6 separate regions of the Mus musculus genome follow, and regions 1, 2, 4, 5 and 6 are each linked to region 3. A link is a loop called in an ENCODE intact Hi-C map of the cell type or tissue named here. Cell type or tissue: left cerebral cortex. All regions are shown on one strand.

What was found. Peaks named below come from ENCODE experiments on the same cell type or tissue, not always from the same donor. Only the 100,000 strongest peaks of a DNase experiment are listed, where the experiment ranks them.
Region 1: it touches region 3 in a loop (3.0-fold over the local background); 14 of 42 quality-filtered maps call a loop at or near these places.
Region 2: a loop joins it to region 3, with 8 times the contacts of the local background. A loop is called at or near these places in 18 of 42 quality-filtered maps.
Region 4: a loop joins it to region 3, with 2.3 times the contacts of the local background. A loop is called at or near these places in 3 of 42 quality-filtered maps.
Region 5: it touches region 3 in a loop (9-fold over the local background); 13 of 42 quality-filtered maps call a loop at or near these places.
Region 6: it touches region 3 in a loop (2.6-fold over the local background); 4 of 42 quality-filtered maps call a loop at or near these places.

The regions. Positions count from the first base shown.
Region 1 is chr5:22,743,528-22,747,527 of GRCm38, forward strand. Lhfpl3 (lipoma HMGIC fusion partner-like 3) reads left to right here and starts at 2,527. Exons shown (of 3, transcript NM_029990.2): 1 at 2,527-3,098. The coding sequence starts at 2,666. A930003O13Rik (RIKEN cDNA A930003O13 gene) reads right to left here and starts at 3,357. Exons shown (of 3, transcript NR_027362.1): 1 at 2,058-3,357. In left cerebral cortex, no CTCF peak of the experiment used is centred here; DNase peaks (open chromatin) are centred at 288, 2,224, 2,662, 3,262 and 1 more place; H3K4me3 peaks cover 1,861 bases; H3K27ac peaks cover 830 bases.
Region 2 is chr5:22,639,102-22,643,101 of GRCm38, forward strand. No RefSeq gene overlaps it. Among named protein-coding and RNA genes, the nearest start is that of Gm24512, 4.1 kb to the right of the region's middle. In left cerebral cortex, a CTCF peak has its summit at 2,330 (motif pointing right); a DNase peak (open chromatin) is centred at 2,325.
Region 3 is chr5:23,222,968-23,226,967 of GRCm38, forward strand. All of the region lies in intron 2 of Lhfpl3 (lipoma HMGIC fusion partner-like 3), which reads left to right. Among named protein-coding and RNA genes, the nearest start is that of Gm17434, 89 kb to the right of the region's middle. In left cerebral cortex, CTCF peaks have their summits at 2,319 and 2,526; DNase peaks (open chromatin) are centred at 2,005, 2,282 and 3,985; H3K4me3 peaks cover 831 bases; H3K27ac peaks cover 555 bases.
Region 4 is chr5:22,548,241-22,552,240 of GRCm38, forward strand. It overlaps Orc5 (origin recognition complex, subunit 5), which reads right to left and starts at 2,098. Exons shown (of 14, transcript NM_011959.3): 1 at 1,952-2,098. The coding sequence starts at 2,023. 6030443J06Rik (RIKEN cDNA 6030443J06 gene) reads left to right here and starts at 2,173. Exons shown (of 3, transcript NR_102315.1): 1 at 2,173-2,232. In left cerebral cortex, no CTCF peak of the experiment used is centred here; a DNase peak (open chromatin) is centred at 2,159; H3K4me3 peaks cover 1,741 bases; H3K27ac peaks cover 1,221 bases.
Region 5 is chr5:22,755,018-22,759,017 of GRCm38, forward strand. The region is part of intron 1 of Lhfpl3 (lipoma HMGIC fusion partner-like 3); the gene reads left to right. Among named protein-coding and RNA genes, the nearest start is that of A930003O13Rik, 10 kb to the left of the region's middle. In left cerebral cortex, a CTCF peak has its summit at 2,436 (motif pointing right); a DNase peak (open chromatin) is centred at 2,469.
Region 6 is chr5:22,582,275-22,586,274 of GRCm38, forward strand. Gm42225 (a long non-coding RNA gene) reads right to left here. Exons shown (of 3, transcript XR_880870.2): 2 at 3,686-3,824. Among named protein-coding and RNA genes, the nearest start is that of Gm42225, 5.4 kb to the right of the region's middle. In left cerebral cortex, a CTCF peak has its summit at 2,461 (motif pointing right); a DNase peak (open chromatin) is centred at 2,460.

The DNA.
Region 1 (4,000 bases), 480 kb before region 3:
ATCCGTAGTTCTTAGAGTCTTGGAGGACCCTACTTTAGCCTGAACATCTGCTATAGTACAAGACACTGTGGAAGTCTATTGACATGGTTCATGTCTTATTGATCCTAACTTGAAGGGAAAAATGATGACTTCTTAGGGGGAATGCACAGGAGCACTTTAAACTAACAGCTTGCCAACTCTGGACTGCTCTCAGTGGTTGTTGACAAGAGTGGACACCTCTAAATGTGCTTGCTGGTATACAGATTCTGAGCACGAAACCTGGAGGCAATTCCAAACCTGGAATACGAATAAGGCTTTCCTTTGGCGTGCCTCAAATAGAAAAGCTCTTTGACTCACAACCTTTGAGTCTGAGTCATTCGTTAGTCTTTTCTTTGTCCTGGAAGGCAATTTAAGCATCAAGACACAAACAGGCTTTTTGATTTGCAGCTTTCTCTTCTCAGCAACCTCTAAACTCAACCCCAGGGACAGTAAAGGTTTTTTTTTGTTTGTTTGTTTGTTTGTTTTTTAAGGCATTGATTTCAAAGAAAGACAACTTTATATAAGCAGGGTTAGGGGAGTTGAGGGCTTGGGAGAGTCACTAGAAATCACTGTCCTTTCTTGCCTTGAAGCCCTCTCTGCTTTAGGACACACTGCCTGCCAACTGACCCTACAAAACTTATTACCATCTTCTTTTCTCTTCTTCCTCCCAAGTTAAAATGCTGACTTACCGGCAGCCGTAGGGGAGTTCTGAAATGAAACCTAACAGAAGTTCTGACCCTTCATTACCACCAAACACACAGAAGATAGATCTCTTTGAGTTATATTTTTAAAGACATAATGTGTCCACATCTAGATCACCTTCTGCATCTGTCCTAAATCGCTTTGATATTTTAAAGGCTTTCTGAAAGGTTATAGCTACACTTGATAGCAATTCTGGCTTACCTCAGCAACCACATTCCCTGATCTGTCTAACGATGTCCTCTTTTCCAAACTCAGCCTCACGGATCTTGAACTGTAATTCCGCAGCTGGATGCAGAGGAAACGCTCCTGTGTAATTCTAACACTTGCACCTCAAATCGTTCATAGTTGCAGCAGAAGGTCCTTCATTGCCTCTGTGTCCCTAATCCTAAACCCCCTCTCTTTACTCCCCCACCCCCATAATTGCAAATCCTCAGGGTATCAGATCAAGAGCATAATTAATCTCCATCATTTACACGTTGGGCCCAATTTTACTGAAGGGTAATTTACATAGTACAGACTTCTGGATGAGTCTATGGGCGCATTCTTTCATCTGCTCAAAGAATGCAGCATTACATTGTGGAGTTTAAGATTATTTGTACCAAAATCTATTCCTGCAATTGAGCATTGTCGGTTTGCTATACGGTTCAGAAGGAACCAGATAGTAACCGACCACAGGAAAAAAAAAATAGAGATAGCAATGAGCAACTCATTTTGAAAGGGCTGTAAAAAAGGGCAGTATCAAGAATGGAGAAAGTAAATGAGAGAAGGGGACAGTGTAAAGTACACATTAATTGTGCAAGAGATTGTTTGCAGACGATCCGGGGAAATTACACTAAAACCAATTCTCGGGTTAACTGGAGCTTTTGGTTGTGGGAGAGGTGGAAATACTTCCACTGTTAAGGCACTCATCCCATTTATCTTTATCCCTCTTTATCTTTAGCACATGCTAGCTGCCAATGAGTATTTGTGCAATAAATGAAACACCTGCCAAATTATCCGATGTTTTCAAACAAACTCTAAAATTCTGTGATAACTACTTCTGTGCATGCAGGCCCCATCTATTGCAAGCCGCGTGGGAGAGAAAAGGTTTGACTTCAAGCGAAGCTTGGGGTTTCCATTTGCCATAGTTCATTTGGTTGCATAGTGGAAAAGTGGGACGAGAAACAATAGAGGATCACCCTCCAGGCGTGACTTCTACATTATTGTGTGACAGACTTCTGCCCAACTTCTCCTGTCTCCATCTGCCAACCTGAGGTCACCTAAGAGTTAGCTTGGGGCAATTCTGTGGTTTTAACAGGGATACCTCCCCGGGAACCACATCTCTCTTCCTTTCTCACCTACACCTGCCATAAGGCTGCCTCTTTTTTTCCCTGCAGAGATGCAGAGGTCAAAGCACGTTCCTGTGCGGTGATGAAAAGCTCAGGATCAGCCTCTTGGCCAGCAGCACATCCTCCAGGATCCAGGGAGTGCCTCTAGGATTCCTCTGGGCGCGCTCTTATAACTCCACGTCTGCTTCTCTTGCTCCTGGCACTTAAGAAGCATCTCCTGGTAGCCGCGATCCTCTGTGACCTGGGGCACCAGCAGAGCCTACAGGAAAGAGGGTCAAAGGCGAGATGAAGAGTAAGGGGGCGTGAGGGCTCGCAGGCTTCAGCTGCAGCAGCTGCAGCAACGAGCAGAGGAGTGGAGGGTGCAAAGCAGGGCTGGAGCCGGGTCCAGGAGGGAGGGAAGAGGGGGGCGGGAGGCTGTGCCTGGCGAGCCGGAGGGGTGCTCCACGCTCCCCCTCCCTCCTTCCGGGAGCGAGGGTGCAGACTCTAGAACTGGTGCTGCTGGGCTGAGGCGGAGGCAGGGGAATTGCAACGCACGCCGCTCGCTCGGCGAGTGTGTCTCCTGCGCGCCGAGAGGCGGGGGGAGGCGGAGGACCGGGAGGAGGAGGAGGAGGGGGAGAATGCCCGGAGCCGCCGCCGCCGCCGCCGCGATGCTCCCGGCTCAGGAGGCTGCCAAGCTGTACCACACCAACTATGTGCGGAACTCGCGGGCCATCGGCGTGCTGTGGGCCATCTTCACCATCTGCTTTGCCATCGTCAATGTGGTGTGCTTCATCCAGCCCTACTGGATCGGCGACGGCGTGGACACCCCGCAAGCCGGCTATTTCGGGCTCTTCCACTACTGCATCGGCAACGGCTTCTCCCGGGAGCTGACCTGCAGGGGTAGCTTCACGGACTTCTCCACGCTGCCCTCGGGCGCCTTCAAAGCCGCCTCCTTCTTCATCGGCCTCTCCATGATGCTCATCATCGCCTGCATCGTTTGCTTTACCCTCTTCTTCTTCTGCAACACAGCCACCGTGTACAAGATCTGTGCTTGGATGCAGCTCACCTCCGGTGAGTGCGCGCTCACCTCCACGGAGGCAGGGGACCCCTGGGTGTCCGAGCTCCAGAGAGGCTGGAGTGGGAGGGACCGCTTCCTGAGCTCTGCCAGTCCGGGACAACTTAATCCTCTCTCAGGTTGAAGGCGTGGAAGGAGGAACCCCCAGGTTCCTCAACCTTGGCACTGGCGCCAGGTCCCCAGGCGTTTCCGAACCTCTTGGATGCTAGGGACGCCACCCATAGGGACGCCTTGGAGGCTGAGCAGTTGTTGGGCAGAGTCCGCTCAGAACTAATGATGGGGTAGTGGGGCGGAGAAGTGGCCACTTAGAGGCTGGGCTCCGTGTGTGTGTGTGTGTGTGTGTGTGTGTGTGTGTGTGTGTGTGTGTTTATGTGCGTGAGCTGGGGACTAGGGGAGTCTGGTACAAGCGGGTGAAAAGAGGATTTAGAGCAAGCCAACCTGTTCTGCCCTTCCCTGGATTATTTCCGCCTTTGCTTCAGGGTGTGTGAGTGTTGGGAGGAAGGGGGGGGGGCGTGTAAATTTGTCTTTGGCAACCATAAATATTTTATCATCCATCTGGTGATGAGTAAATCCTAATTTTGTTTAGGCACCCCTCCCTCCCCCGGTTTTCTTAAAAAGAAAAAAAAAAATGTAGCGTAGAGTGTTCCTTAGCAGTTCCTCGATGCCACACCTCCAGCGTCTCCTTGTCAGCCAAGGTCCTTCCATTTCATCTCTAAACAGGCAGAGACGTCTTGGGAGAATGGGGATTTCTCAAGACCTCATTTTGGGGAAGGGGTGTTAGGAAAGCAGGCGAGGAGAAAACTGGCTTCACTAGCACCAGTGATCTTCCCTCTGTTCAGTGTACTGTTGCCAGCTGAGGCTATGATAGGACTCCCTTCCCCACATCCGCCAGCATCAA
Region 2 (4,000 bases), 580 kb before region 3:
GGGGATGACCTTAATCAAAATGCCCAACAGTGGGGAGATAGTACCTGAAGAGACCACCCCAGGTAGATAGATATGGCCCCCAGTTGAGGCATGGGGCCACCACCCATCTTCAAAATTTTTGACCCAGAATTGTTCCAGTCTAAAGGAAATGCAGGGACAAAAATGGGACAGAGACTGAAGAAAAGGCCATCTAGTGACTGGCCCAACTTGGGATCCATCCCATGCACAAGCAGCAAACCCTGACACTATTACTGATTCTATGTTATACTTGCAGACAGGAGCCTGGCATGGCTGTCCTCTGAGAGGTTCTATCAGCAGTTGACTGAGACAGATGCAGATACTTATAGTCAACTATTGGACTGAGGTCAGGGACCTCTGTAGAAGAGTTAGGGGAAGGATTAAAGGAGCCAAAGGCAATTGCAACCCTATAGGAAGACCAACAGTATCAACTAACCCTGGCCCCTCAGAGCTCCCAGAGACTAAGCCACCAACTAAAGTGTATATATGGACTGATCTGAGGCCTCCGGCACATATGTAGCAGAGGACTGCCTTGTCTGGCCCCAGTGGGAAAGGATGCACATAATCCTGTAGAAATCTCCTAGGGAAGGGGGAAAACTCTGGGCAAATACAACATGCATTTTTATTTGTTTGTTTGTTTACATCCAAAAAGCTGTACACCCTCCAGACCTATCCCTTACAGAGACCCTCCTCCCATCTCCCATTCCCTTCTCCTCTGTAAGGGGGGGCCTCCCTCTGGGTGTCTCCCCACCACCACACCAAGTCTCTCCAATCACCACACACAGGATTAGGTGTATCTTCTCTCACTGAGGTCAGACAAGGTAGCCCTGATGGGGAATAGATTTCACACTCAGGCTACAGCTTTAGGGACAGCCCCTCTCTAGTTGTTGGGGTACCCACATGGAGACTGAGCTGCATGTCTGCTACATTTGTGCCGGAGGCTTCAGTCCAGCTCAGAGATGCTCTTTGGTTGATGGCTCAGCCTCTGAGAGCTCCCAGGGGTCCAGGTTAGTTGACTTTGTTGGTCTTCCTGTGGAGTTCCTATCCTCTTCAGGGCCTCAATCTTTCCCCTAACTATTCCATAGAAGTCCCTGACCTTTGTCAAAGTTGCTAGACAATTGTGGCAAGAACAAAGAGTAGATCATACAGTTCAGTGAAAAACAAACACATAACATTTATTGAGGTTTAGATAATGATTATTTTTTCCTAGACAAATGGAGACTCAACAAAGAAAACACATTCTTTTCTTTGAATTTAGTCAATGTTATTTTCCCCCTGATGTTAGGGTGATAAAGGCCCTATGGATAGAACTCATAAAACTTGCTGGCAAATATACACTCAAGTGAGTTATAGAAAGTCAATGAATTAAATTATGCTCCTGAAAGCAGCCTCATTATAATAAAAATCTGTAGAAAAAGATGAGTTATCTGTATGCATTATGATATAATTATTTGACCTTCCTTGAACTGAGAATTTCAAGGACTCTAAAAGCCAAAGGAAAATCTATTTAGTTTCCCTGAAGGCATTATAAAAATATTTTAAAAACTAGGCTTGAACTCATTGTTCAAGGTGATTATTATTCAGTGAGTCAGAACAGGTTTGTGGCCACTGACAGCGATGCATACTGGTTTCAAACTAGGCTTGACATGTCAGAGCCTACAAACAGTCTTCAATCTTGCTTTTGAGCAAGAGTGGTTATTTTCAAAGCTGTCATAACAGTAAATATGTGGAGAGCTTTTGGGGCTGCTTCTAGGAATTTGGTAGGAATTTGATACTGGGTTGGGACAATGAAGTAGGCTCAAGGCAAATACAGCAGAGGAATGTATTGTATTCCTTGTACCTGGACCATCCTGATAAACCTCTAGACATAGCAACCATGGGACTTTGTTTAGTGCTTTGATTTTTGCCCTGCTTGTTCCTTGACTACTTTGTTTATGCCTTAAGGACTGACCATATTCTTTGTATGTGCCCAGATTGATATAAAAAGGACTGGATAAAATTAAACTCAACTCAGCCTCACAACTGGCTGGGGTCATGCTACAATGTTGTCTAATTGTCTTTTTCTTTTTAATCCTTGCTCCTGTCTGGAGAACCTGTTGAGTGACTGAGCTGGTTTGGCCATAAATATGTATTTTTTGCTTACCTTTAATGGGTAATTCTTCCTAACAATTGCTCCAATGACTTCCAAACAATTATTTGAAACCATCTTCAGCACTTTACTAATAGAGAAATGGCAGAATATGGCATTGTCTCTTGTGGTTTTTTTCCTAGTTTATAAAATGTCCATGCAGTTTGTGATATCTGCAGTAGATGGCAGTGTTTAAAAACTTCCTCCTTTACAAACAGGATGGCTGGATGATTATCTGTAACCAGGCTGTGCATATTATTGATAGATTAGTCTATATAAGAAATCATGCTTTTGTTTTCTCACTACTTTCTGGATAAATGATAAAAAATGATGAAACTTATATTTGCTAACTTCATATCTATTTGAGAGTTGCCAGATATTAGAGGGGGAGAACATGAGAGTCTTGGAAGCCTGAAAGGTCAGGGTCGAATCACACTAGTAATGCCTGTTAGATTAGTTAGAGTTCAGATGGCTCTATTTAAAGTATTTAACACATAGAATAATAGAGCCTAGGCAGCACTGTGGGTTTAGAAGAACTCAATACTGAAATACAGTTTGATACAAATTAAATTTCATAAAAATACTGTGCATTTATCAGACCCAGAAAAGGTGAACCAATTCTAGTCCTTGAAAAATATTTCTAGCACTCCGGGTTACATTGGACATCTCTAAGGCATGCTTCTGGCTGAGTATTGTGCAGAACTAGTCATATTTTATTTCTTTTTATTGACTATAATAGATAAATGTGTCCCTCCTTTTCCCTTAAAAGCAATTAAATATTACTGTTTTTAATGACTACTTTTGTATTTAGTTACACAGCTATAATGAAATAGAAATTTCCATTATCTTCATAAATAGTTGAAGGGTTCTATAGAGACCCTTCACAAAGTTGGTGGGGAAACACTTTATGAGGGTTTGTGGTAAGCCAGCACGCCTCTCAATTGATATTATTTATTTTTTGTCGCTTGAGGATTTCAAATATGTACAGTGATTAGCTCTGTCCCCCATTTCCACCCTCCCATCAATTAGGCATTTTGTGGATTAGGCATTAGTCTTTCTCTAATCTGGCATTTTATTCTAGTATTGCCTGTATGCAGAATAACAAACATCTTGATAACTGGTCCCCAGCGGTGATTCTGCAAACTGCTCTATTCAAATTCCAAATACTCCCCCACCCCTGATTTAAAACGAACTCCTGTGCTATGCTCTCAGTACCACTTCCTCCTGGTTTGGTAAATCTCTGCTTCCTTAATTATCCTTTCTAATGTTTTCTTTCAAATCTCTCACTCATTGGTGTCTCCTCATCCTTGAAAAACCAGTCTTGCCAATTTTAAATAAGATTTAAAGGCCAATTTCTTGATATAAAATCTCATTTTGGTTGTTGTCTTTATTGAACTTTGACTGCTATAACAAAACATCATACATTGGGTGGTCTAGCTTTTTTTTTTTTAACTTTAGTATCTATATTGTCTGCCTGTATGTGTATGGGTATGCATGTGCCATACTGTGTGTGGAAGTCAACAGACAATTAAGGGGAACTGGCTCTCTCCTTCCACTATTTGGGTCTCAGTGACTGAACTTGGATCACTGGGCTTAGCAGCAGGTCCTTTTATCTACTCTCTCAATTTCTGATTGAATGATTTAAATAATAAAATTTTTGGAGATGTGGAGGCTAGAGATCTAAGACAAAGCTCATACCTTGAGTAGTTTCTTATGAGGATTTACTTCCTTGCTTGTTGGCCCCCCTTTTCTTTTCTTAAAATTAGTTATTTGATACATAGTCTTACGATATATTCCATACTGGCTATAAACTCTTGATTCCTTAAGCCTCCCAAATGCATGTATGACCACTTC
Region 3 (4,000 bases):
CACATGTCTTCACACCCACATGTGTGCACACACCGTACTACAGTCTGAAGCTTGAAACTTCCTCATGTCCTCAATTTCGCTGAAGTGTTAGTGTGTCTTGAAGTTGTTGAGTTGTATCTTCTGAATAATAAAAATTTTAAAATGAAGATGTTCTCATAACAGCTGACGAAACACTGCCCAGTGTTTGGGACTCAAAATATGCAGTGTTGAGACCCCCAGACCACCATTTAGACATGCAGAAAGCCAAAAGTTATTAGTGATGGATCTTTTGTTTCAAACCCCTTAATTTATAGACGATGACTGAGACCTTACGAGAGACAGTAGCCTCAAGAGGAAACAGGTTAAACTCCCATCCCCATCTTTCCCCAAAGCATCCTATCGAGAGTGGTGGGCATCAGAGCTCCCTTCTCTTGGGACAGACTTCATATACAGAGTTCCAGCACAACTTGGTAGAAATTAAAGTGAGTGAGTCTGCATCCCCAGAAAGGACTCCAGCTTTGCCGTAAGCTGGAGAAAGGTAATATGGCTCCCTACACCATGGATTGATGTAGGGACCAGCTGACTGCAAGAAGTCCTTGGGCCAAGTTTGCTCATTAATTGCTTAATTAACATTAACTTGCTCATTGGGCTTGTTGAGAGTCCGCCTCCACCTGCATTTTCCACAGGAAGTTATCGGAAAGTCAGGCTGTGCAAAAAAGTCAGGACTGCCAGGGGGCGGGGAGGAAACAAACTAGTGTTCAGTTACTAACGAAAGAACAGCAAGGCCCAAGAAGGAAAAGTACAAGTAAAAAACCTGCTTTACCTGGTCCTTCAAACTCACATAGACACGCACGTTTCAAGTCGAAGCATCTGATTTCTTCATGCAGTACGGAAACATTTCAGGAAATGCCCAGATAGGCTGGCGTCCGTTTCCCAGGAGGCTGCTCATTAGCTGAGCGCTGGAACCCGGCAGGTGAACGCCACCGTCTCTCTTTTCCAGGATGTTTTTTTAAGATTTATTTATTTATTTGATTTATGTATGTAAGTACACACATCTTCAGACACACCAGAGGAGGGCATCAGATCCCACTGCAGATGGTTGTGAGGCACCCTGTGGTTGCTGGGAACTGAACTCAGGACCTCTGGAGGAGCAGTGAGACATCTCTATGATCGATGAGACATCTCTCCAGTTCCCCTATAGTGTGTTCTTAAAGAGACCAGAAACCCTGCAACAGAAAATAATCTAAAAGCCAAACAGGCAATCATAGAAACACACATGTCAGTATCCACCTCAATTCTGCCTTCATGTGCACACAATTATGAAATCCAGATGTTGGCTAAATATGCATGGTCCTTCTCATGGGCTGTCTTTTTCCATAGCAAATGCACGGCACCTTTGGGCAAACTTTTGTAGAGGACAAAGAATCATAACTGAATTTAGCATTCTGGCCCATTTGAGTTTTTTATTTAATTTATTTATTTTTATGTTATGTGCATTTGGTGTTTTGACTACCTGTCTGTGGGAGGGTGTCAGATCCCCTGGAGCTAGAGTCACAGACAGTTGTGAGCTGCCATGTGGTTGCTGGGAATTAGAAAAGTAGGCAGTGCTCTTGACCACTGAGCATCTCTGCAGCCCCCATGTTGAGCTTTAAATGTAATTTTTTTTTCCAAAATAGTCTGCAGGAACCTTCCATGAGTCGCACAGTGACTGGGACTGGGAGGAGCAGACCAGACATGGACTGTCACAGAGTTAATTTGGTGTGTACATCTTAGGTTCAGAGGCCACTGGGTAAATACAGCAAAACAAAAAACTGTGAGCCAGGAAAGCATTGCCATGATGGATTTCAGCTCCACAGTTTTAGCCAAGCAGAGGCAGAGGAGCGATCCATCCGTCAGGGAAGTGTGCAGTGACTTTTAAAGCTGCCCTGTCCCTGAAGACTGACAGACACACCCTGTTACGTGGAGAGGATAGCGACTAGAACTTGGAGAAATGATCTACCAGTCTTTTCTTAGCCACAATCAATGTCCTAGCGTTACTAGTTCTCCACATAGGACAGCTGTGACACTGTCCGAAAAAGGAAAATGGCCCCTTCAGGAAGCCTTGCAAGGCCATTCGTCCCACTGAGGACGACTCCTTGCTTAATCCTTCTTTAACCAGAGAGCTCCCTGAACAAATCAATCAAGCCAGCTATGAGTTAGGCAGAGATGGCTTCTCCCCCACCACACACCCATCCCTCACCCCCACACCCACCGCCCCTGCCCAGCCACCCCCAAGGCTTGTTCCAAATCCGTCCTAAACAGCCGAGGACTAAGAAAATCGCTGTCCTAGTGAGACCTCAAGTGGAGAAACTGAGAACTGCAGGTGAGGAAAGGTGGGTTAAAAAAAAAAAAAAAAAAAAGGAATGGGGGGTGGGGGGAAGGAGGAAAGATGAGCTCCTGTGAGAACCACTGGCTCAGCCTGAAATTCTTCCTAGATGGAAGAAAGGGGGCACTGCGGCTGAGGGCTGAGACCACTGAAATGTCAGCCAGATGAAAGGGCTTGGTGAGTTTTCACCATGTGACTATGCAGCCTCGTTTCAGAAATGGATCCTCTAAAGTTAATCCATGCCACAGGGAAATCTGCCCAATTTCGCATTTACAGTTACTCCAGAAAAATTCCAGAACCTATGGAAGGCTCTAGATTCGTCCAGTTCTTTTTTTTTTTTTTTTTCCGTCTTTTTAGGGGAGGCCTGAAAACAAACTGAGCCTTCAAGATTCAAAAGAGGCAGCCCATAGAACGTGGGTGTCAGCATGCTAGAGAGTCCTGAGGTCGCCTGGTGCCTGGGCGCCAATACAGGGCCCACTCTTGCCCTTCCACACTGACAGGCGCTGGTCCTGGGGACTTCCCGGGAAGAGTAAGTAGGTTGTCCCTGACTGACAGAAAACTTAATTGTTTTAATTGTTTTCCAAATGCAGCCTCCAGAAGAGTGACACTCTCATCTGGAAGCTTGTCTGAAATGTAAATTATTGAGCTTCGGATCTAGGAATTAAACACTCTAGCAGTAGGTCCCAAATGCTGGCCTACTGACAGTTGAGGCCTCTGATTTTGAGATCCACTGCCACGCAATGATTTGCAAATGTCCAAGGCAGAAGATTGCAACTCTCTATTTATTTCAAAAGTGGTTTCTGGCTCCACCCCTACAGACACATAGCAGCTCAGCAGAGAGCAGCGGGAAAATTGTAAGTTTCGGACAAGAAGGAAACCCACAAGCTTCCATTTAGCAAACTTTACTCTGGAGAAAAGGAGCTTTCTCCTCAGTGGTTAGCCTTCTCTCTGAAGTTGGAAATGAACATTATTTTAACTTCTTACCAGGCCTGAAAGAATCTGTTAAGTATCCAGGTTTTCCCTTTGAAAAATTAACCCTTGCAACCCCTGTAGGGGAAATCACAGTGACATGTGTCTCTGAGGTAAAATTTTAATAATAATGATATATCATTTTTTAAAAGATGTGCACTGCTGGGCAAGCAAGCCTGGGATTTCCAGACAGATCCCAGCTCCCAGAGAGTCTGTCTCTCCTGAGAGATACTGAGAAACGTCATAGGCTGGAGGTCTGGCCCCATGTGTAGCAGAGTTGTAGCAGAACCCTTGCATCTGGCAGGAACCTGGAGGGATGGCACCTCAGCTTTGAAGTGGCCTTTTATCAGTGATTGTTAGCTGAGACTTTGCAGGGTTAATCCTTTTGAAGGATTCTCAGAGCCTTTGCATTACTTAGTCCAGAAACACGCTTGGCAAACCAGGAAGTCTAGCTTACCGGGAAGAACTGCATATGTGTCTGTCAAGACAACTCTCAGATCAGATAAGGAGTTTTGCTGTGTGGAAATTGACTTGCTGAAGGAGCTCCTAGGAAGCTATCAATGTTCAGTCCTTCAGAGGCGGCTGCTCCCTGTTGCTGAGAAGGCTAAATCCATCCTGCAGTAGCTCTTTCTTTCAATTGTCCTGCATAACCCAGAACACAGACACCCACGTGTGGCTGCCTTTGCT
Region 4 (4,000 bases), 670 kb before region 3:
TACTTTAAGTTGAACTTAAATTCAACTCAACGTGTGTCCCCTTATGGAATTATCCTATAAAATTATAAGCGACTGAGCAGCACAGATACCAGTGTCAAACAGGGTAGACTCTGATGGCTTCAAACATCTACTGGGGAGACATAAATTTTTAAAATAATTTCAGGTATCATTTCATAAGCAAAAAGGAAGCTCATGACTTTTTGTTTTTCTTTCTTTCCAAAGCTAGATGAAATCTGGAATCCCATCACACTTGTATACATCTACTCTTTGGAGCCTACTACAGTATTCCCTGCCCATACAAGCTTCCATTGCCGTGATTAATAGCATGCTCAGAGGCGTCCTGTGGAGGAAAGGGTTTACTTCAGCTTGACGGTTATAGTTCATCATGAAGGAAAGTTGGGGCAGGAATTCCAGGCAAGAACCTAGAAGCAGAAACTGAAGCAGAGGCCACGGAGGAAGGTGTCTTAATGACTTACTCAGCTTGCTTTCTTCCCTGGAGTTGTACCATTCCCAGTGGGCTGGGCCCTCCCACATCAATCATTAATCAAGAAAATGTCCTACAGACTTGCCTACTGACTATCTGTTGGAGGCATATTTGTTTTCAGTTATGTTCTCTCTTCCCACGAGGGCAAAACTAACCAGCATGCTCCCCTTTTAAACAACGTTCACATTGTCACCTAGAGTTGAAATGAACTCTGACTCCACTGTCACTTAACTTTTCCCCAACATGTGCCACAAGACTGAATCTGGCACAGTGCCACACACAGAGCCAGTGCTCAGAAAATACACACTTGCTAAACATATAAATTAGTCTTCTACGAGCATAGCTAGCTCTTTTTTCTTCTGTAGCTATTTGCTATAGTGGTTCTTTGTATTTCCCACATGCAAACTTCCTTGAAGAAAAATATTGTTTTTGTTAGATGTAGTATTAAATAAGAGCAAAGGTGAAGCCTTTTCTGGGACCCACTGCTAAATCAGCCCTACCTATCTTATTTTGCTAATAAAGTATTCCTCAAAAAAAGAGGAGTACTTTTGGTTAGAATAATCTGGGTTTATCAAGTCCAATGAAGGAATGTACAGAGCATAAACAATTATACATTTCAATAATATAGGTAACTATAACTGAAAGCATTATAACTAGGAACTACAGATGCAGCTGACCTCTAGAATTGCTAACATGACGCCTTTTAGATGGAGGGAAGTACTTTTCCATGACTATTTCATCTGCCACCACAGACGCACTGGATCCGACACTCTGCTGGATGAAAGTACATTTCTAAAGGAAGACTAAATGGCTATTTGTATTTGCTCATCTCCCAGATAAGATCCAAGTGCAATCAATTCTAATTAATGAGCACAATGCAAGGCAACTGAGAGAAATGAATGTTACTTCAGCCTGTGTTCACTTCAGAGGCTAACCTCTCCCCTCTAAATCATCTCATCTGGTCGGCAGGGAGAGAAACCCAAGCGAGACTTCTCCTGGCTTTTATAATTCTAGAAAAGCTGAAGGATTTTAAAGGCTAAACCACAGCGTTACCCTAATTGGCCTTGAAGCCAATCACCTCTCTGTATTTGACCCAATCTATACCTCACTACAACGGGCGAACTGGCGTTTAGTAAACACTCTGCAAACAGACTTCCTACCCAAACCCTGTTCTGCAGCAACTTGCAGTAGCTATTTGGGGCTCACATAATCTCCAAAGTGTGGTCCAAGTAAAAGGAGCACTTCCTAGCCGACGTCCTGTAGAGCAGGCCAGCTCTTCCTCTGCAGTCTCCTTTAAAATAGACTGAGAAGTTTCTTTGGGTAAGTGTGGGGCAGTCATACCGCACCTCCATCTTAACATAAGGGGGATAGCCTACCGCCTCGCAATCCACACAGTACTCCCCCCAAACGGAACGGATCCAGGACGCATTCGCCTCTGGCATTTGGGAAGCAGTCTGACTACAATACCTCTCCAAACAGGGACTGCAAAGTGGACACTTGGGCCTCTCGACAGAGGACCATGCTCTCCAAGTGAGACATTTTGGCGGGCACCACCTGATACTGCAGAGCAGTTGGCCTCCGGTCAGCCCTGCGCCACTCAGGCGTGGTTCACGTAGAACAACCGCAAGCTTTCCGGCCGGAAGCCTGGGCTGGGGGCGGAGCCAGCGCGGTCGAGTGACGTCAGGGAGCCGCGCGACAACGTGGGCCGCTCTAGTCTCCAGGCGGCGGTGCTCAGTGGTCGGTTACTGGTAAGTGGTTATCGCTTCCCACTCTGGCCTGAGCTTTCCAGCCTGAAACCCTTACACAAGCTGAAGGGCGACCTGGGGGCACCTCACCGCCCACCTTCTGTGTCTTCAGTTCCCTCCAGAAAGCCGCACACATAAAAGTACCGACAGAAACGAGTATTCTTTAAAAAAAAATTGGTTTTCCTCTGGCAAGAAAGTGGACAATGGGAACTCTGTGGAACTAACTAAATAAAATCATTTGTTTGTCTTTGCAAGCTTGAAACTAGATGTGGAAGTATTCGAGTGTTAGTGAGGGTAATCAGTAAAATTAACGTTGTCCTTGCACATTTATAGGACACCTGGAAGAAGAAAAGCCTTGAAATGAAAGAATGTATAGGAATAAGAAAATTCGTGTCCAAAGAGAGGGCTTTGGGTCCTGAAAAAAAAATTTGGTCTGGAAACATTGACTCAACTTTTTCTGAATTTTGAGATGTTGGGAGAATCTTTGAACCGTTTATTTATAAACTTCCTTATATAGAACATAAGGACTATAGTAGAGTATTTTTAAGAATAAAAGATAATGTACGCAGTGTCTGCTACACATAGATTTCATAAACAGTGCAAAAAGACAAGGAAAACACGGCACCCATATTAGAAAGAGGCCCATTATGTATTATTGAACAATACAACTGCCTGTGGAGGAAATCTAATTACCACACACACACACACACACTTTGGTTCCAAAGTGGTTGTACAAGTTTGAATTACTACCTGCAATGAAGAAGTATTCCCCTTACTCCACAGCCTCTACCATAAGTAGTTAGTGACAATCCTTTCCCAATCTGTAGGCTGCTGTTTGGTCCTGTTGATAGAGCCCTTTGCCTTACAGAAGCTTTTCAGTTTCATGAGGTCCCATTTATCAATATTTGATCTTAGAGCCTGAGCCACTGGTGTTCTATTCAGGACATTTTCCCTATGCCAGCGTGTTCATGGCTCTTCCCCACTTTCTCTTCTATTAGACTCAATGTATCCGGTTTTATGTTGAGATCCTTGATCCACTTGGACTTGAGGTTTGTGCAAGATGATAAATATGGATCTATTTTCATTCTTCTACATACAGACTGCCAGTTAGACCAGCACCATTTATTGAAGGTGCTTGCTTTCTTTCTTTCTTTCTTTCTTTCTTTCTTTCTTTCTTTCTTTCTTTCTTTCTTTCTTTTTCACTGTATAATTTTGGCTTCTTTTTCAAAGATCAAGTGTTCATAGGTATGTGAGTTTGTTTCTGGGTCTTTGATTCATTTACTTTGATCTGTGAGTCTGTTTTTGTATCAGTATCACACAGGTGTTTTGTATCACTGTTGCTCTTTATTACAGCCTGAGGTCAGGGACTGTGACTCTTCTGGAAGTTCTTTCATTGCTCAGGATTGTTTTGGCTCTCCTGTGGTTTTTGTTTGTTTGTTTGTTTGTTTGTTTCTTATGAAGTTGAGAATTGCTTGTTCAAGGTCTATAAAAAATTGTGTTGGAATCTGTAAATTGCCTTCGGTAGGATGGTCATTTTCACTATTTTAATCCTGCCTATCCTTGAGCATGGGAGAGTTTACATCTAACTGATATCTTCTTCAATTTCTTTCTTTAGGGTGTTGTTTCCCTATTTTTTTTCTCAGACAGTTTATCATTTGTGTAAAGGAAGTCTATTGATTTCTTTGAGCTAATTTTTTATCCAGCCACTTTGCTGAAGTTGTTGATCAGCTGTAGGAGTTCTTTGCTAGAAGTTTGGGGATTGCTTATATAT
Region 5 (4,000 bases), 470 kb before region 3:
AACATCTTCTGGGGATATGCCCAGGAGAGGTATTGCTGGATCTTCTGGTAGTACTATGTCCAATTTTCTAAGGAACGGCCAGACTGATTTCCAGAGTGGTTGTACCAGCTTGCAATTCCACCAGCAATGGAGGAGATTAAAAGATATGGGAAGAATATTCAAAGAAAATCAAGGTGCAGCACTGAAAGACTGAGGTGAGGAGTGTGTGTTACATTTCCAGGAGGCCCAGTATTCAACAAGCAGGAAAGGTGACCAAGCTGTGGTGAGTTACAGGGACAGAGAAGAAGATAACAAAAATAAGTGAATCATCAGTAAGGAGGTGGTGAAGGTCAAGGTTGTATCCTGTGGGATTTAAGAGCATCAGAGGCCTGCTTAGTTTGGTATCTATGACTGAAAAATACATTGGCACAGAACAATTAATACAGGATCATTAATAATATGTAATACTGTGAGCATGTGTGTTTATTAACTTAGTTTTAACAGGTTGATGAGCTTTCTATACTACTAACTACTGTAGTGTATTGCAACAAATCCTTTATAGAGAAAAAAATTCTGTACTTAGTGTATTAAAAGCCATGAGTAGGGATCCTTTGATGGTTATGACATCTGATTAATAGATTAATGATCAATACTGTCACTGGATTTAAATAGAGTAAAAACGCACTGCAGGTACTAAGGCTCTTATTTTTTAAATAGTTTTAAAAAACATTTGCATGAGTCCACATCTGTGCATGCACTAGGATGAACTATGAAGTGTATTGATATTCGTTGCCTATCCTCACTCAGCAAGTCTAAAAGACACATCCAGAGGTGGAAATGATTTAATAAGGATTTAGAAAAATAATTATCCCTTCTCAAGAATATCTTGAAAGATTTACAGCACGAATACATAGTTATATGTTTATTAGAAGGAAGGTTAGAAAAATATATACTTGACAAGAAATTTGATATTTTTGGTATTTTTTCACCTTCATTTAATATCTTACATTAATTAACTAGTTGTTATATACCTCAGATTTTGAATGGAATGAAAATTAGCATTATTTCCCTAGTAGGGATTTTCTTAACATTCTGTACTATTAAAATAAGTCATACAGTCTATCTTTGAGCAATAATATAGCTTTTTAAAAAAATTCCACTTAAACAAATATACATAATCTAGTGTCAAACAGATATAGATTCATAGACTTCTTTCAATAAGGACACTGAAAAATTAGCATATTCTTCTCTTTTAGTTAATAAAGAAATAATAATGTTCCATACTGTCAAACAATTCCCACTTGCAAAATCTTAGGGTTGTTAAACTTAGCCCACGTAGGAATCCTATATTGGTATTACTATGATCATTTTTTTAGATGAGTAAGTTGAGTTTTTAACATTGCTCAATGTTTCTTGTACACTTGTTTCTTGGTGGTGTGGAAGCAGAGAGGGTGACTCTAATTGTTTAATCACAATCACAGATACAAATCATTTGGGCAATTAAAGTGAGGGAAGAGAACCAAGAATGTGACCATAATATTTGCACCTTGGCTAGATAACTTACTGGCTGAATGACTTTGGTTAGGCCAACTAAATATTTCTTTGACTTTGTTTTTCTTAGGCCTATACAATTGTATGAATTTTATAAGATTAGAAAAATATTTCCAAAGTTATGAAAATTAAAAATATTTTACCTGCTAGTCACGCTTTGTTGTGCATTTACCAGGGAATCAAATACTAGGAAATCTTCAAATGTAGGGTCGAGATTAAGGCAGAAAGGAAACAGCTGTAGTCTGAGAACTAGGCAGCAGAGCTTGGGTTCCATGATCTAAGAGCAACTTACCTTTTGTGTCCGCGGGATAATCGAACTGGACCCTGAAGGAGGCCTATAGTAAGCTTTGAAGAGCTTGCCTATCTTTGCTGTTTTGTTGTTAGTACTGTCTCTGAAGAGCTCATGAATCATAAGGATTTAGTCACAGAATTTAGTGTGCAGAAGGAACTGCAAATCACAGTGTGCCACCTAGTAGGTGACAGTTATGCCACACGTGTGATCGATCTACTGTATTCTGAGGATTAAGAAGGAAAATGGTGGACACATTGTGTAGGTCATGGTGAAATGGGAGTGTAAGTTTGCTAGGACCTCATATCTGCCTGTGACCCAAAGAAGGGACAACAAACAATGAATATTCTCTGCTCGATGTAGTGTCAAGATCGATTGTGTGGTGACCGCCCAGCACTGCTGTGGATCACAGAGCTGATCAAATAAGCCCCACCAGATTTAGCTTTGGGGATGCAGTGAGCACAGCCGGGATATCTTGTAGATCATAGTGCAAACCTTGTTCTTTTAGCCTCCATGTTTGTGAGGGCTTTCCAAGGAGAGGAGCTTAAACCAGAAGGGCCAGCCTCAAGCTGCCCTAGCGGCTGCAGAGGACCCCTCTCCTGACCATAGGATGGTCTCTAGAGGGAGCTCCAGCCCTGTCATCTCCTGTGTTTCAGAACTTTGCCTTTTACAGTCTCATCCCAACACTTTCTGACTGATGTTACTCTCAAAATAACACTTGGGAGGATGGAGAGTGTGGAATGACATGTGAAAGCAGAGAAAGAAGAAAGGATGAGCCAGAATGTGTTCAGTAGAAGGGGAAGTCCGTTTACCTGCAGGACATGTCTATTCCTTTTGGATATTCTTTTAGTTCCTTTCATTGGTGTTAGAATTCATAGAAACCAGTTTCTATGATTTATCAGAACTTCACATAAGCTGTCGGGACTTTCTCTTGACTATCTTTTTAAAGGTATGATTGACAAAACCGACTGTCCCTCTTCAGGACATTTTGGCAAGTCACCAAAAAAACAGCTAGTGAATTCAGAAGTAGAGCACTGTGGACTGCCTAGGTGGTCATAAGCTATACACTGTCTGCACCTCTGCAGTAAACTTCATCATGTTTTTGCAAGTTTAGAAATTAGAGTTAGAAATTCTATTTCTTGGAAAAAGTTTGAGGTTTTTCAGATTGAAAATAAACATTTGATAACTCAAAACATGGATCTTAGCCACAGGTAACAAGACAAACCAAAAAACAAAACAAAACAAAACAAAATGCTTGTTTCAAGAGAAAAAGAATGAGTCCCCACTTTCTCCTCTTGATGCCACTCAAAGGAAACATAAATAAATTCCAACTTATTTTCCCATCCCCCTTTCCTGAGCATTGGTTTCTATTTTATCTCTTTGGGAACCTGAACAGGCAATTCTTTAGATGAAACCGCCAAGCCAACGAGCACTCTTTCTGCACAATATTGGGTCTTTTCTTTCCATCGCATACCTGGAGAGTGTTCTAGTAATCACAGCCAGAGTCCTTCATTAGCTTTGATACCCTCCACAAACCCAGGCCACCAGAGCATCAAGAGCTGAAAGAACCAAACAGAAAATCTGAAACTACATGGATGCTCCAACTGTATATAGCACAACAGCATAGCAGTGGGACCTCTTAGATTGTGTGTGTGTGTGTGTGTGTGTGTGTGTGTGTGTGTGTGTGTGTTTGTGTGTGTGTGTGTGTGTGTGTGTGTGTGTGTGTGTGCAGAGCAGAGGGAGAATGTCTACAGTCGATGTAAGTTCATTTGAAAGGACTATGCCTTCTTCTGCCTGTTAAATAGTTGAGCTTTTAAAAAACATCTCTCAAAAACCAAACTAAAGATTACAAGGGAGACCGTTCAGTGCTGAAATTTTAATTGTAACAGGTTTCCTGAGGGCACCAAATGGAGGTAACATACAGATCTTCATTTCTAAGTCTTATGCTAACATGAACAGTTTGTTAATTTTGTATTTATTCCCCAAATGTGTTAGTGATACCCATGTTTAATGTAAAAATTTTACTTTTAGGAAATCAAGCTTGGACACACATCATGAAAGGACCTTAAAAGTTTCTTTTGTAGCTATGATATTTAGCTTACCCATCAGTTTTGTTTTGTTTGTCACTTAACAAAGTGAGTTATTGTTTCAGTTCATCCGCAAATGAGTTATGAAAAATGT
Region 6 (4,000 bases), 640 kb before region 3:
ATCAGTTTCGTTTCTCTGGACAACCCTTACTAATATAAAGGTCATGAATTATATTGCATAGTGGGTTAGATATTAAGTCGATATCTGTTCATTTTGTATATCTAATTTCTTGTCATACTTTATTTCAGGCACTAGAACTACTTTATGAGCATAATTCCTTGGACCATAATCGTCACCTGAGGAAGCCGCGTGAGACACCAGTCTTAGGGTAAGTTTAAGGCTACCTGTGGATATATTGGTGAGAATTGGTAAGAAATCCCAGTTCTCTCTCTCCCTTCCTGAACTTTAAACGGTTTACTTTGGATCTTTCCCCCTTTGCAATCCAGAGTCCTAGCCAATATAAAAGAACATGGAAGGAAGAGTTGGAAAATCTGGGTTTGGGCCACACAGCCCTCACACTGGATGTATGATTGGAAAATCACTCTCACCAGCAGTTTATTTCTTGTCTACAGTAAGGGAAGCGGCTCAGGTTGGTAGTTCACCAGCCTTGCTTATTCTCACAGTTCCCAGTTATTCCAAAATGAAGATGGGAAAGCAGAGATGCCAAGCTCCAGGCTAGGCTCTTCTGAATCAAACACAGTGTCAGTGTAGATAGAACAGGCACTTGTAATGATTTTTTTTTATTCTATGCATATGGGTGTTTTTGTACTACATGTGTGCCTTTTGCTCTTAGAGACCAGGGAAGGGTCTTGGATCTGCTAGACCTGGAGTTGCACATGGCTGTCAATTGTCAAGTAGGTGCTGGGAAATGAACATGGTTCCTCTGGAAGAGAAGTCAGTAACTTTAACTACTGAGCCATTTTTTTTCAGACCCAACCACCTTAGATGGTTCTGACTAACCACCAAGCTAGATAAATCGGAACTATATAATTTCTATAGAGTTTCCACATTTAATAACACTCAGTGCTCTGTATTCCTGGAGATCACGCAGTTTGACTGAATTCTTAGCAATTGATATAGTGACACATATAGAATATGAACTTTGTTTTTGTTGACTGGCTAAGACAAATGGTGCAATGAAGATGGTGGTGATGATGAGTGAGGATATATCCTGAGGGTATTGCTGAGGATATGTGCTGAGGGTATATGCAGAGGGTATGTGCTGGGGATATGTGCTGAGGGATATGTTCTGAGGGTATGTGATGAGGGTATGTGATAAGGGTATTGCTGAGGGTATGTACTGAGGGTATGTACTGAGGGTATGTGCTGAGGGTATGTGCTGGGGATATGTGCTGAGGGTATGTGCTGAGAGGTATGTGCTAAGGGTATTGCTGAGGGTATGTGCTGAGGATATGTGTTGAGGGTATGTGCTGAGGATATATGCTATTACTATGTCAATAAGGTGTCTAGAAAAGTAATACCAATAAATGAATTAAAATTTCTCAGTGTACCTAACATGTAGGATGGTCTGCACAATTACAAATGTTTATTCAAGTAGTAAGGATATTTAAAGACAGCAATGTAGAAGCAAAGGTGGAAAGTACAGAGAAACTGGGTGACTACATTTGTTTTGTGTCATTACTGAGATTTATAGTATCCAGAAGTGTCATATTTCTTGTGTCAGAACATAAATATAAATTAGAGATGTGAGACAAATGATAATACAAGGCCTTGGTGATCTTTCTTAAGTAATTTTCTCCTGCCCAAAGTTTTCACTCTGTATGAAAAATCACATATTTCTGTCATTAATTTACGAAAACCCACAGAGATAAGCCTCATTACCCCAATGGATATGTGTCTATTTCCCTCTGTAATATGCTTCAGAATAATTTATTAGTCTGTTCCTTGTTTTTTTTTTTTCAAGAACATTAGCATGACAGGCAGACTTGACACCCTCTGCCTGGGAGATGGGTGTCTCAGTACATTTTCATTATGTTTCTCTCTCTGCTCCCCTTAGTGGGAACTGCAAAGAGTAATGGGATATTTGGAAAGACAAACACACTGACATCAAGAATGGAGACTCATCTCTTCTGTGTCCTGGGGGCTCTGAGGTCGTGGCCACAGAGGCGAGAAGAGTGTGTAGTGTCCATTTGTGAAGAGTTAGGATAGACCTTTTGGGAGAAGAGAGGCAGGTGCACCCGGACAGTCGAGTAGGCAGAGTAGGGTAGGGGAGCAGGAGTTATTTTATACCTAAGGAAGTAACTATTTTTGAAACATTAGAGTAGCTTGTCAGCCTTGACTTTCTTTTTTTTTTTTTTTTTTCAGATTCCCAAGACACTAGACTAGGATGAGTAATTCTAGGCAATGACTGTCATTGTCAGGATAGCTCCATAATTAGAGAAATACAAACCATGTCTCAGTCAGAGTTACCACAAATAGAGCTGCTTCGGTAGCTGTCAATTAGCAAAGGTTAATAAAGTCAGAACAGCCAGATGGTGGAGAAGTTGAAGACTGTAAATGTTTCTTTTGCTTCAGCAAACCCAAAAGAAATGGGTCCTGAATTCTGCAGTAAAGTTGATGGGATTTCTGTGGGTATCCACCAGAGAGCGCTGCTTGAACATTGGTTTAAGCCAATAGAAAGCCATCATATTAGCCTTTTCAAGGTGAGCTTTTGAGCACAAAAACCATGTTCTGGGTTGACATACTTCAGTTAACAACAACAGTTAGCCTGAAGCAGAACTATAGAAGCTAAAAAGCAAGGTTAGTACATTTTGAGACTTTCCCAGAACCATTAACTTGGTTGGATTAGGCCTTTGTTTTAGTGTTGGCAGGTGGTGCTGTCTACATGCTGAGTGATACAGCCTGAATAGTACTTCCATCACGGAGTCAGTTGTGCTATGGTCTGGGACCCTTTTACATGTTAAAAATTTTCCTTTAGATTCATAATGCAGTTGGAATCTCTCTTCACTTGTGAAAATGTCACAAAATGGCTTAAGCAGGGAACCTTGCTATCTTAGCTGCTTTTCCGGATGCTGTGATAAAATATTGCAACAAAAGCAGCTGCAGGCAGAGACAGTTTATTTTGGCTTACAAATTCCCAGGAAAGTCTATCATGACAGAGAAGCCTTAGCCCGTTAAATTCCTCCAAGGATGCTGGGGAATCTAGGTGTATTGCATCTATAGTTAGGAAGCAGAGAGTGGTGAATGCTGACACTTCTTTTCATGCATCTGAGGAATTATGCTCAGGGAAGGCTATCGGCCATTATTTGGATGGGTTTTCCCACCTCAACTAACTTAATGAAGATGATATAGCACAGTTATGGCCAGAGGCCCTCCATTGGAGTACCCAGCAGCATGTCACCTACACAATTCTCATATCTAGTTGATAATTAATATTAGCCATTGCATTGTCTAAACTGTTTTAATAAGCTGGAGGTTAAAAAAAATTCTGTTCCCCAATTTGAAAAATAAACCAGAGATATTTATCCAAGAAAGTAGACACCTGTGAACCAAGGTGCTATTCGGAGAACCAACGTGCTATTCGGAGTTATGTAATTATTTCCTTCACAAATAGAAGTGGTTGAATACAGCTGCCTACAGGCATCAGGCTCAAATTACTGATGCTTAAATACACATCCTGTACACTAAGAAACAGACACATTCAGTTATCTTATCTGTTGCATTGCGTGCATAGTTTTGTTTTATTTCAAAATCTAGAAAAACCTCTTATTTTTAGCACACAAATCACAGGAACTTAAGAGAATATACCTTTAGCTTTTAATACAATCATATGCTTAAAACTTACATAATATTTGAAAAGTTCATAGTAGCTGGAGTTTGATACAAAGCCTGGTGTGATGGTTTCTCTTTCCCTTTCACATCTCTCCACTCCTTTATGTCGTATATTTAGGATATGAAGTCTGTATAAGTAAGATGTGAGAACTCTGTGAAGATTAGATAAAAATAAAGTTTTGCTCAAGACAGCTTTATTCATCAGCTACAAATAGATGTGATATTTAAATACCAACAATCATATTGTAGTTTGCACATAAGAATCATTTTAGAAGTTAAGTTTAAAAAGGAAACACAATTGTCAAAATTTCTGTTGACAGAAGGTATC